Linked DNA regions of Homo sapiens: region 1 is linked to region 2. The links are chromatin contacts, found by Hi-C or POLR2A ChIA-PET in ENCODE. All regions are on one chromosome and are shown on one strand. Each heading gives the region's core, a stretch centred on a gene start or an enhancer-like site at or near the end of the contact. The rest is flanking DNA. Distances are from core to core; before and after follow the strand shown. Region 1 overlaps CCN2-AS1 (CCN2 antisense RNA 1). Region 2 overlaps CCN2-AS1 (CCN2 antisense RNA 1).

Region 1 (6,408 bases), core at 452-2,951, 83 kb before region 2:
GCCTCTCAAAGTGCTGGGATTACAGGCATGAGCCACCACACCCGGCCATGTGTGTGTGTGTTTTAATAAAACATCTACAATGTCTACAAAAGAATACACATTTCTCTCTTTTTAGAGACAGAGTCTTGCTCTGTTGCCCAGGTAGAGTGCAGTGGTGCAGTCATAGATCACTGCAGCCTTGACCTCCTGAGCACAAGTGATCCTCTTGCCTCAGCCTCTTGAGTAGCTAAGACTACAGGCATGCACACCATGCCCGGCCTATTTTTTATTTTTATTTTTTGTAGAGATGAGGTCTTGCTATGTTGTCCAGGCTGGTCCCATATTCCTGGCCTCAAGTGAACCTCCAACCTCAGCCTCCCAAAGTGCTGGGATTACAAGCACAGGCCACTGTGCCCGGCAGAATAAACGTTTCTCTACAAACATTTCCATGATACACTCCAGGATGGAGAATAATGTCTGACCATAATGAATGATATTTGTGTTTTTCCATTTCTTTATCAATTTCTTCCCATCTGGATGTTCTGCGTCACAAAACCTTGCTTTCCTAGCTCCAACTATAATGTGCATATGTGCTGGATAATTTATCTCATATTCTTTGAGGCTTTGTGAGTATTATTAGAATGAGAGGAAACCATGGGTTCTTGTTTCATTGCTTTAACAAAAATTTACTGAGTGCCAACAAAAACAATATCTACCTCATGAACAAAAACCAAAAGACACAGCCCTTGCCTCCTTGGAATGTATTTGTTATGGTTTGTATTGCTTATATCAAATAGCTTTGTAAGTACTGCCATGCATCACTTTAGCAAGGGAGATACATTCCGAGAAATGAATCATTAGGCAATTTTGTCATTGTGAGAACATCATAATGTTTTTACTTAGATGCTATAGCCAACTACACACCTAAGCTACACAGTATAGCCTTTGCTCCTAGGCTGTAAACCTGCACAGCATGTTACTGTATTGAATACTGCAGGCAATTTTAACACAATGATAAGTATCTGTGTATCTAAACATAAAAAAGGTACAGTAAAAATACAGTATAAAAGCTTCACTATAATCTTATGAGACCACTGTCACATATATGGTCTATCATTGATCAAAACATACTCATGTGACACATGGTTGTAAGTGTAAAATTATAGCTGTGATGGGTGCTTTGAAGGAGAATGCATGATATTATATTTATGAGTATTAGTGGGAATTGATCAAATACATGAGGTCAGGGAGGGTCTTTCTGAGGTAGCGAAGGCTGAGCCAAGGTTAAGTGCAGCTGTTAACCTGATGAAAGGGGTCGAGCAGTAGGGATATGAAGCGATGCAATTCAGTTCAGTTCAGTGAACGTTTATAGAGTGCCTACCATGTGCCAGACACGATGCTTAGATGCTGGGAAATAAAATATGAATAAGACATGGTCTTTGCCCCCAGTAAATAGCTCACTATACAAAGGTTTCCTTGTCATTTAATTTATAAATTAGGAGAGCCACTCTTTATGTATTTATTTTGCTTCTGTGTAATTTGAGTTTTGTTTTCTCAGGATTGCCTCACTGAAGCAAGTCCTAAATCAAATACAGTCTTTGTCATGGAGTCAAAGTTTCACAAACAAACACGCATAGTTTGCTAGATTAAAGTCCAATAACGCTATTCTAGGCTTTACCATCAACTGAATGTGGTCCCACAGCATAGATCATGCCTGTTTCAGTCTGCCAACAGCGTGGCTCCAGGAAGGAAGCCTGACTGCTGCAGAACAAGAAATGCATTATGACTTTATCTTTTTTCTAAACCATTAGCTGAAATTACTAAATTATTAACCCAGCCATATAAATGAATTATAAACATAGCATATGTGCATTTGATTAATCTGTTTTTCATGTCAAGTGTTATACAGACCTGGGGTACAAACTCATGGGGATACTTAAGTAACACACAGATGAAGTATAAAGGGTGTAAACCAAGGGAGAGGCAGGAAGTGTGGCAAAATGGTGATTGCCAAAACAGCAAAAGAAAAACAAAGAAACCAAACAATGCACACCACAGCCAGATTTTTGCCCCAGCCTATAGGGCACCTCTCCATTCTCTGCACCCACCTAAAGCACATTCTAGAACGGTCATTATTACTCCCACCTTTGGTCTAGGCCCCTTCGTTATCTTTCTGATTCTGGCATTCTTCGCTTATTCTAGAATTTACTAACTTTTGGCCTGCTTGGTTCTTGCTGTGATCTTGGTGGAGAACTTGCCTTGGGCTAGTTCTGAGCTACAGATCCTCCACTCCTTTGCTTTGCCTTGTCTGGACCTCTGCACCACCATGCTTCAGAACCCCAAGACCCTGCTCTGACCACCACGCTGCTGGGCCTGCTCCTTTTGCTAGGATGGACAGACCTCCAGGAAGGGATGGATGAGAAGGCCAGTGACACCTAGATCTGTGTCTCTGTCCTGCTGTCTCATTTCATTATTTTCTAAGTTTTCACTCTTCTTTGCAGGGACTCACAAATTTCCTTTATAGGTTAGTATCAATGTATTATACTATTAAGGCTCTTGTCCTGGCCTCAAATCCTAAACAGCTTTTCTTTTTCTCATGTGTTTGTTTATTTATTTATTTTAGGAGGTGTACTTCATCTTTGGGACTTATTTATTAGGGGACAAGTAATATTTCCAGGTTACAGAAGAGGGCATTTCCATATTGCAACGTTAAGGGCCTTGTCCATCCTCATTTATTATGGAGCAATCAAGTAAAAAAGAATAATAGCTCCCAAATTTGGTTTCTTATTTGCGTATGCACAATCAATATTGTACAGATCCTATAACTATATTAACCAAATGGTTGAGCATTAGTGGTTTAAGTTAATAAAGTAAGAAGTTTAAAGACTCTTTTTTAAGAAATTAAGTTAGAGGAAGCATTAAGTGGCCTTTTGGAAGATGCAAAATATACCCCTATATTCACAATCTATAAAACTTTTGAGACTTAACTTTTGAGACTTCAGTGTGTTGTGTTTTTAGCAATTCCACACTCTTCCCATGAAGCGTTATTATTATCAACGCTGTTGAAGGTAGCTGTGATTTTTGCCTAAAATCTCTAAGTGAAGGTTATGAATAGCATTGTCAGACTCCCTGGCAAGTTGTTTGTGCATCTCATTTCCAGATTATTCTGTAAAAAGGAATTTACATGAATACCATTTTATCCATTAAGTAACTGTTTCTGCTTAATTTTTTTCTGGAAATATTTTAAACAATATACTCCAGTAATGAGCTAGCCTAAGATATTCTTGTGTTATTTTGGAGCCAGTTGCTAGTGACTCATAGCACACTGGGCATCCAAGCTATGGTTAACTGGTGGTCAAGTTAGGAAATTTTGTTCCCATTAACTCTTTCTTAGCCCAGGACATCTCTCCACTCAACTTTTATTCTTTTGATTCATCACACTCATAGTCTCTGCTTGGTGTTTTCAGACCAAAAGTAGAAGCAATGACATGCCATAAGAAGTATTGTTTCTGTTGCATTTCCAGCTTAGCCAAAACAGGAAATACAGGCCATTTTGTGGGAAAGCCCAATTTTGAAATATTTCCAACCCAAAAGGTTTGGATCAACTTTGGGTGAATGTCTGAACTTTTGGCTTCTTACTCACAATAAACCTTCTAACTTCAGGATTTTAGCACAATACTTACTTATACGATGATGTCAGCCGTATTTGGATTATGCTGACACATCAATCAGTTTACTTTTAAACCATTTTTACTTAATATGAGGATGAACTTGTAGCCAAAAAAAGATGCATAAAATTGTGTGAATCATAAGAAAGAATGCCTAATAGTGGAAAGAGCCATGATTTTCATAGTTTCAGGACTTTACTTATTTATTGTATAGTTTATTTAAAATGGGTCTTGTCTTAGTCCATTTCTGTTGCTTATTACAGAGTATCTGAAACTGGGTAATTTAAAAAGAAAAGGAATTTATTTCTTACAGTTGTGAAGGCTGACAAATCTAAGGTCAAGGGACTACATCTGGTTAGGTTCTTTGTACTGCAGAATCCTGAGATGGCACAGGGCACCATGGCAAAGGGGCTGAGTGTGCTAGCTCAGATATCTCTTCTTCTTCTAATAAAGGCATGGTCCCACTCCCATGAGTGGGGACCATGGGACTAATAGTAGCTCATTAGTCTACTAACCCATTAATCCATTAGTCCATGAATGGATCACTCCCTTCATGAGAGCTCTGCCAATCTCTTATTAAAGGGCCCACCTTTGATACTGCCACATTGGGAATTAGGTTTCAACATGAGTTTCAGAAGGGACAAACATTCAAACCATAGCAAGTCTATTATCATAAGGCTTTACTCATTAAATGAATGTTTGATGAAGAGATTTACTATCTAAAATAAATCCAGAAGCAGAAATTCTGGGTTAGGTAAAATAGCCTGATGACTCTTTTGGTAGGGAATATCAGGACCTGCCAAAAAATGAATTTAAATTACATTGCATCCTAAAAATTATTCAGCTGACTTTTCGTAATCCTGGGAGACAGAGGGAATTTAAACTTAGAACTTCATGTAGACTATGTGTATTTTATAGATTCATCAAGGTAAAAATCTAATTGACTGCATTAGCCAGAGAAGCCAGATAAGGTAACATTAATTGTACTCCAGGCAAGTAGAGTAGCCTTGGGCAATTTGTTGTGTTATTTTCCAACATCAGTGAGGAACTTAATCTTTTTGTTCTCTCCCGTATTTTGTGACTATGTAGATTGGCCATAGTGAACTGAATGGATTACACTATTTCATTTGTTCTCTTGGGATAGCTATCTAATGTGATCCTACACACCATTTATGGTTATCAAACATGATACGTGGTGAAGTAACTATGATTCCAGATAGAGTTGTTAAATAAATTGAGTTTACTTGCCTTCATAAGCTATGACTTGTTACACTTTTTTTAATCTTTGATTTTTGTATTAAAAGCAAGTTATCTGAAAGAAGGAAGATGAAAAAAAGTAATATCAAGGAGTATAAAATATAGAGATAAAGGAAGTATATTAAGAGGAATCAGAGCCTTTAAGCTTTAACCCTTATTGGAAAAGATATTTAACTCAATATTTGTTGAAGTTCTGAAATGACTGAATAGTTCTTTTTATTCCATGTCTTCTTGCTTCCATTTAGCTGGAATGTACTGGGCAGGATTAGAAATGGCTGTTCTTTCAGTTTTTTATGGTTTAAACTAAAAGCAAAGTGCCAGAATTCTTAAAAGTAATCTCTCTTTGTGAGATTCCAAGCCCCTGTGCAGACTCTGAAAGTGAAGACAACACCTAGGTTTCTTTTTTAAGAGTTTATGAAACTGTATATAACATGTTAACTTTTAAAATTAACTTTCCATTCCAAGTCAACCCCCCCACCCCAAAAACTTTCTCCAAAGCAAGAAAAACAAAGTAACAGACAGCTAATACCTGTTAAAATGCTGCACAAGCCAAACATTTTTCTATTGTGTCTGAATCACATGATATCCATTTTCCTCCTTAATTCTTGGAATAATATCACTCACAATTTAAGATCTTACATTTCAGATTTTTTAGCTCGAGCTGAATAATACTTGATGAGTTAGGAAGTCCTAACAGTGAATTTATAAAGAAAATGTTGACAGAGCTTGGATTCTCACAGTACTGGTGGGTACCATGATTATAATAATGATTTCCTTTAAAACTCTTCCATTAAATGTTCCAAACAGTGGAATTTGTAGTTTTTCCTTTGGTCCTAAGATCAAAAACATGAACAATTTTACAATTCTAAGGTTGGATAGCATGTATGTTTCCACAATTTCTGTGGGAAAGCAATCCACCCTTTCTCAGTTTTATTGAAAACCACCATCTTGGCTCTAAATATGTGCCATTACAAGCACTTTCATTATGTCTAGTATCTCCTTTTAGGAAGTAGGAGTCTGTCTACTGCCTTTTTTCTCTTACTGGTTTTCAAAGACTACACACAGTAAATGAAAAGTAGTTTTAAAAAACTCAAGATAGGAGCCGGGCATGGCGGCTCACGTCTGTAATCCCAGCACTTTGGGAGGCCTAGTTGGGCGGATCACAAGGTCAGGAGTTTGAGACCAGCCTGACCAACATGGTGAAACCCTGTTTCTACTAAAAATACAAAAATTAACCAGCTGTGGTGGTGTGTGCCTGTAATCCTAGCTACTCAGGAGGCTGAGGCAGGAGAATCGCTTGAACCTGGGAGGCAGAGGTTGCAGTGAGCTGAGCTCGTGCCACTGCACTCCAGCCTGGGTGACAGAGCGAGACTTCGTCCCAAAAACCAAACCAAACCAAAACAAAACAAAAAAAACACTGAAGATAGGAAAGCATATTGGTTAAAAGAATAAACCTTGAAGACAGATTGAGTTCAAATTCTTACTCTGTCATTTAGTAGCTGGG
Region 2 (6,607 bases), core at 775-3,274:
AAATAAATGATCCACTTTCTTGCCTTATCAGGTAAGCAAGCTGACAAAATGCTTTAAAAACAACTTTGGGATACTTAGTTTCCCTTTCCACTGGAGGACTGTGCACAAAGCTCAAATTATGCTTTCCATACCCCAGTGCTTTCTCCTCTTCCTGGGAACAAGGGTGTTAAGTGTCCCCAGCATCACTCAGGGATTGGGCTTGAGAAAGTCTTAGGAGCAAGACAAATGATTGATTTTGCTGGAAGGGAAACAGAAAAAGCCGGGCATGAATTTAAGTGGAATAATGACAGATCGCTTTAGCGGATCAAATGATTGATTTTCTTCAGGGATTAAGAGATGATTCAATTTGGGATTACTGTATTATTGCTTCTAGATCTGCAAAATATACGTGTCCGTGGCCTGAGGGTAAAGAAAGTAAAATAATGGGTCGTATCACATACATTTCTTGTTTAAATTTCCTCCAAAGCTTTAATTATTTCAGGAATAAATACCTCCTCCTCAGTATGAGAATCTGGGGTTTTCTTGCTCTGGCCCCTACATACTTATCCTGTCTCTTTGGTGGTCTTTCTCTCCTTGCATGCTATATGACATCAGAAGCAGTGACATCACTGTACTACCCCAGAAATGGGCCTCTCTGCCTTTGAATCTCATACACCTTTTGTCCAGAACGCTTCCATCTCCCTTACTTCCCTTTATTTCCTAGGCTAACTGATAAATCATTATTTAAAACATTCTACTTAGCCCTGAATCTGGGTTGTATGTACTTTCTATGTGCTCTCAAAATATCTCTTTATTTTTCTCAATCATTACGTTTATCATAGTATATTGTAATCATGTCTTGACTTTGATTTAATTGGTGTTAGGTCAGGCACGGTCAGCGGTCTATTTAAAAAGCTCCCTGGTGATTCTGATTCACAGCCAGGATTATGACCCACTGAACTGGACTGATAGCTCCATGAAGATAGGACAGTTGACTGTCTAGTTCACAGTTATAAGCCCATTTTCTAGCTCAGTGCCAGAAACACAGCAAATGCTCAAGAAACATTTGATCTATACATCAAATGTCTTTGTATCTCCAGTGTTTGTACAATGTTAAGCACAATTGTTTGTTGAGGGAGTAAATGCATAAATATGTTAAATTCTACAAAGAACCCATACATTAGTAAATTATAGTCTTTGCTTTCACAAAGTTATAGTTGGATAGGAGTAAGGGAAATTGAAGAAACACCAAAAATTCTGATATTATCACTTGTACATATTAACAATGAAAACATTTTCAGTGGTTGTAATGATTTCTTACTGAGAATATGTCTCATGGTGAGGATTTTTCTTTCTTCTGAATGCAGACATTTCTTTCTTGTGAATGCAGACATTTTTGAAATAGTATGGCAAATGTTCAGTTGATCGAAGCTTTGAGCAAATTCTGTTTAAGTTCTTTGGCAAACTGCTTAAATCTTGTGAGGTCATTCCAGACCATTCGCCTTTCCCTGTTATGCACTGAGGCAGGAAATGTTTTCTCCTTTTTGAAATGAGCAATTCAAGGGGCTGGTAAAGAATGCACATGGTGCGACATGCTATCAGCTCCCGCCAGCTGTTTACCGTGGTCTTTTTCATTCTTAACAGGGACATCAAGTTCTTTTGGATACTAGTTATGGTTTTATACATAAGACAAAATAAACACTTCCTGTAGGGCTTTAGAGGGTAACTTCACTCAAGTCTTATCTTCCATTTTCTTCAACAAAAGAGGAAAAAGTAAGATTTGAGAGAGGATTGCTATTTATCAGGTTATGCTGTAGTCTGTTGGCACATTTTAAAAATTTCTTTTTGGATCCTGAAAGCAGTAAAACTCCTCACCTTAACTTTCCCCATCTCATATCACTTAATTTTTCATACTGTGAGTGATCATGGCCCCCACCCAAGGTCATCTGAGAACAATTGTACCTTAGTCATTGACATTCTTAAGATCTTGTTTAGAAGGGATTGTTTGGAGCCTTTGTAGTCTGACCTGAGTCATCCCAGACTGTGCCAGGGTGGCTAAAGAACTGAACTTTCCCCAAAGGAACTCTTGTTATTGCAGAGAATCTCCAGGATGAAACACACAGTTAGTGCTCAGTGCACATGCACTTTGTCTGGAATTTACTGTCTGAACAGGGACAGACCACGACCTTTTAATCAGGATAGGCTTAGACTGAATTTTTTGTGCAAAGTAAATTTCCTTCTCGTAGAGTTTACCAGAGAGGCCACCCTGTAGAAAGGTATGATGGCTTAGTGGGAAGGCTATGAGCTTTGGAGTCAGAGAGACTTAAGTTTAAATCCCATTTCCGCCACGTATTTCGTGAATTGGGTAAGACACTTCTTTGAAACTCAGGTTTCTCATGTATAAAATATAATAACTCACTCATGGTGTTGCCATGAAGATCAAAAGAGTTAAGACAGACTATGTCCTTGCCTCTGGATAGCACTGAAAAGGTCCACTTTCTTTTTTGCTTCCTTTGCTTGAAAACTTGTTAATGAATTTCACTGGCTAATCTATAGAAATATTTCTTATCTAAAAGAAATATGTCACTGATTTTGGCAAATACACATTTTATTTAGAAATATTAGTTAAAACTATGCTATGTGCTGTAAAAAAAGAAACAGAGTGCCTTCCTACTATTCAGATGTTGTAATTAAAACTTATATAGCAAAATATGTACAGAGCAACAAACATTTCAATAAGGGAGAGCGGAAGAACATAATGGAAAAGGCACTGAATCTGAAGGCCCGACCCTAACCTCAACTCTAGCTGCGGGATGGAAGGCTCACTTATAAAATAAGAATAATATCTAACTTAATAGTGTTGTTCAGAAAAATGAAAGGGTGGAATGTTTGTAGATCTGCCTGGAAAATGTAATAGCACAATACTCACATTTAATTATTAAGAATAGGTTGTATTTCTTCTCCTACTTAACAAAAAACAAAATATTTTAAGAGTGAGGAATGGTATACAGTTGGAGAAAGGGCATTTTTTTCATAAGCCAGGGAGGAAGATGGTGGGTTTAGTTGCAGCATGCTAACTGAGAGCAATTTTGCATTTTCTCAGCTGCCCCTTGGAAGCCCGTCTAGACTTCACGTAGACAGTCCAGGTATTTGCTGAGTGGAGTGATTAGGTGGGGCTGGGATATAGACCTGTCTGGAAATAAGTAATCTTCCCTAAACCTGTGTGGCTGTGGCACGCTTGTGAAAAGGACTGTGGTGTATAAAACTACGGATGGTAAGACTGAGAACTTAAAACAAAGTAGAAGTTTGTAGGAACAGCAATAAAAATGGTGTGTATGTTCATTCACTTAAATATCACAATTCGTATAAGGTCGTGAAGGCATCTGCTACTAAGGCAAACTAAATTTACTGGTATTAAAAAGTTGCTCCAATAGGTAATCTTTTCCTGACCGTCCTTCTTAATTGTTCTAGAAGTCTTCTGAAATAGATTCTTCCATGTGTTGCACAAAAGTTTTGCAAACTCATTTTAAAGATTTTAGATCTTACTGAGTTGGGATTCAACAATTTTTGCCCTTGTCATTTTTTCATTTCCTGAAGTATTGGCAAAATCTTTGTGTAGCCATTCTGTATGGTTCTGGTCTTTATCCCACATCTGAGTAGGTAGAGCCTAAGCAGGTCTCCCTTTTACACTAAATGCTCCTGCTCCTTGGAGAGCAGCAGAAGGAGCAGTAATGGCCTTTGGGCTCTTGTTTAAAAGGACTGAATTATAGAAACTATAGATCATACTACAGTAAGACTTTAAATTGCTAAAAATATATGTTCTTATCATGTAATTCGAAGCCCACATACAATGAGTCACTCATCTGGATTACACCTTGTGAGTGGGTATGGTATGTTACTATGAATGGACAAAACATGAGCTCATCTTTAGCAAGCTTTCACCTGAAGTTCTTTTTATCAAATTAACAAACAAGTTGCCCATGAGGCAGCGGTTTAGAGTTCAGTGAGTGTAGAGAGGATGCAGGGAAGGTTTGGGGAAGTGGACTTCTGGCTGGATATGATGATCTTCAAGGGGTACCCAGTGAGAGACCCTTGTGGTGGTGTGATTATGGTGAAGGGTTGACTGGAGAAAGGAGACACAGACAAAAAAATGGCAGAAGACCACGATTTTGACCACTGTTTTTTTTTTTGTTTTTTGTTTTTGTTTTTTGCCTAGAACTGATCTTATTTAGAAATAAGGCTTCAATCTTGCTGCTTTTGCTGAGGTGAAGTGTTTAATAGAAAATAGTAGACAGAGTCTACTTAATTATTGTGGCAACAGCTGGCCATCTTCCTTATACCATCCATCCTTCCTTATGGTGACCCATATGTCAGTATGGGTCTTCCACATATCTGAGCAAAAGACTAATAGATGGTGTAGCCCAGATCTTTTTATGTAGACCCTTCAGTTAGTGTATTCTTACCCCTGTAGAGTTTCTGTGTTTCTTGGTCAAATTCATTCTTTGCTTAAAAACAAAGCACAACACACTAGATGAGAGATGAGAACAAAGGTGCATGGAGTTTTGAGATGGGAAAATGACTACCACTTGGTTTTGGCAAGTGGGAGGCAGAGATGAAATAAATTGCTGTAGTGTGGGGTGCTGGGATTGCAAAGATGGAAGACGACTGATTGGTGGTAGCTGCTGTCATGTGGAATATTTCTTTCTAAATTTAGAGGGGAAATTGGGCTAGATCATCATATTTAATTAGAATCTTTTAAGTGTTATTTATACATGCTATTTATAGATGACCTAGAAAAGAATGATGAAAAAATTAATTTAAAAATCACTTAATATTCCTGTTCAAATCATTGTTCTTTTATCTTAAACCTCTTTTTCTTTGTGAAGACTATTCTTTTCTACATTAGCTAATCCTACTGTAGAAGTATTTTACTGGATATTTTTCTCTATCCTTATAATATTCAATTTCATATTAATATTATAATCTAAATTTATAAATACATTACATATTTTTAAAGAGCAGAATCATAGAATAAAAAAACACCATATTTGAACAAAGATTTGTAAATTTTTTTTTTTTTTTATGGAGTCTTGCTCTATCGCCAGGCTGGAGTGCGGTGGCACGATCTCGGCTCACTGCAACCTCCGCCTCCCGGGTTCAAGCGGTTGTCCTGCCTCAGCCTCCCGACTAGCTGGTATTACAGGCACACACCACCACGCCGAGCTAACTATTGAATTTTTAGTAGAGACAGGGTTTCACCATGTTGGCCAGGATGGTCTCGATCTCTCAACCTCATGATCCGCCCGCCTCGGCCTCCCAAAGTGCTGGGATTACAGGTGTGAGCCACCATGCCTGGCTTGAGCTTTTGTTTGTCAAATTCTATATTCATAATTGGAAAAGAAACATTTGTCAGACCAAATTAAAACCCATTAAATTAAAAAAAAAACAACCCAATTACATTTTCAAATTTCAGCAACTCATCTCTGAGCTGCTCTCTCTAGGTCTCTTCTGTGAGGCATCAGGGCCCCAGAGAGATGTTTGTTCACTCCCAGGGCTACCGTGGTGGCTGCTCAGTAACGATGTAGCTGTTTCTACAGTTAGATGATTTAGAACACATGTAGAATTTCCTGTTTCAGACTCATAATGGATTTCCTTCTTTCTTTTATGTGCAGCCTTGGTTACAAACTGGGATAAAAACAGTTTACGTAAACACAGAAGCAAGTAAGACTGGAAGGTGGTATTTTTATAATGCTTTTCCAAGAAAACTATATTGAGTGGAACATGAGGTTTAAAACGTTATTTCAGCATCAGTGAAATCTCATTACAGACTTCAGAAGAGATCCAAAGACCAATCTTGTTTAGCTTGCACTTGATGATCCCTCATGGTGGCCCTTCCTAACACAGTTTGAAATCACACATCTTTAGTCCTGTAGGTTATCTGATCCAAAGTATATATGCATTGTATTCTTTGTGAGTAATGTGTGTAAATGTAAATGGACCCTAGAATGATTTGTGCGTGCTACCAGGCATGATTCTGGGTGCTTAAGGAAATGCATCTATACAATGCCTGTCACCAAGACGAAGGCCCTCAACATTTTGTTGTCATTTAATTAATGCAGACTGATTTTAATTCAGTCCAGGGATATTTCAATCACAACATAAGTAGAAGGTAAAACTGAGGTCTAAATACTCATGTATTAATTTCAGTGTTGAATAGAGAAAGAGCCATATCTTTGCCTCTTAAGTGTTTACAGTTCTCAAAGCATTCAGAACTTTGAATGCTCGATATGATTACTCCTCTCCATTACATGGATATCCAAAAGTTCATTAACAGGTAAAGGATGAAAGGACTTGGAAATGAAATTGTCAAGAGAAGATATTTGAGACCTAGGGCCTGTGGTCTATGTTTTCAATTTTCTCCCTTCAGAGTATTTTAAAAATTAAAATGGAATAATTTTATTTTTACATTATACTTTATGTAAGGATGACCTGAGCCATAGACAGATAACATTTGGGGTAAATTTACAGAAGCCTTCTTGTAAAAATAAAAATCTGGTTGTTAGTAATATTTAATAATACACTATTATGATGGCAGATATTTAATGACCTATTTATAAAATAAACTATT

Evidence for each region. A loop is a pair of places that touch in the nucleus more often than their neighbours do. ChIA-PET counts read pairs that join two places held with the same protein, here RNA polymerase II (POLR2A). Pooled maps may share reads with other maps.
Region 1: a loop to region 2 is called in a map of endothelial cell of umbilical vein, with 7 times the contacts of the local background. The contact joins two enhancer-like sites. A Hi-C loop is called at or near these places in 3 of 168 maps with a recorded cell type or tissue (IMR-90, endothelial cell of hepatic sinusoid and endothelial cell of umbilical vein) and 3 of 50 pooled maps. POLR2A ChIA-PET finds 5 or more read pairs at or near these places in 3 of 52 experiments (AG04450, Panc1 and endothelial cell of umbilical vein).

The regions. Positions count from the first base shown.
Region 1 is chr6:131,979,515-131,985,922 of GRCh38, forward strand. All of the region lies in intron 2 of CCN2-AS1 (CCN2 antisense RNA 1), which reads left to right. Among named protein-coding and RNA genes, the nearest start is that of CCN2, 31 kb to the left of the region's middle. Within about 2 kb of position 1,702, at least 4 of the 41 ENCODE cell types and tissues checked have a DNase peak (open chromatin) inside an H3K27ac peak, as active enhancers do; they include IMR-90 and endothelial cell of umbilical vein, where a contact is called at or near this core.
Region 2 is chr6:132,061,892-132,068,498 of GRCh38, forward strand. All of the region lies in intron 2 of CCN2-AS1 (CCN2 antisense RNA 1), which reads left to right. Among named protein-coding and RNA genes, the nearest start is that of MIR548AJ1, 50 kb to the right of the region's middle. Within about 2 kb of position 2,025, at least 3 of the 41 ENCODE cell types and tissues checked have a DNase peak (open chromatin) inside an H3K27ac peak, as active enhancers do; they include IMR-90 and endothelial cell of umbilical vein, where a contact is called at or near this core.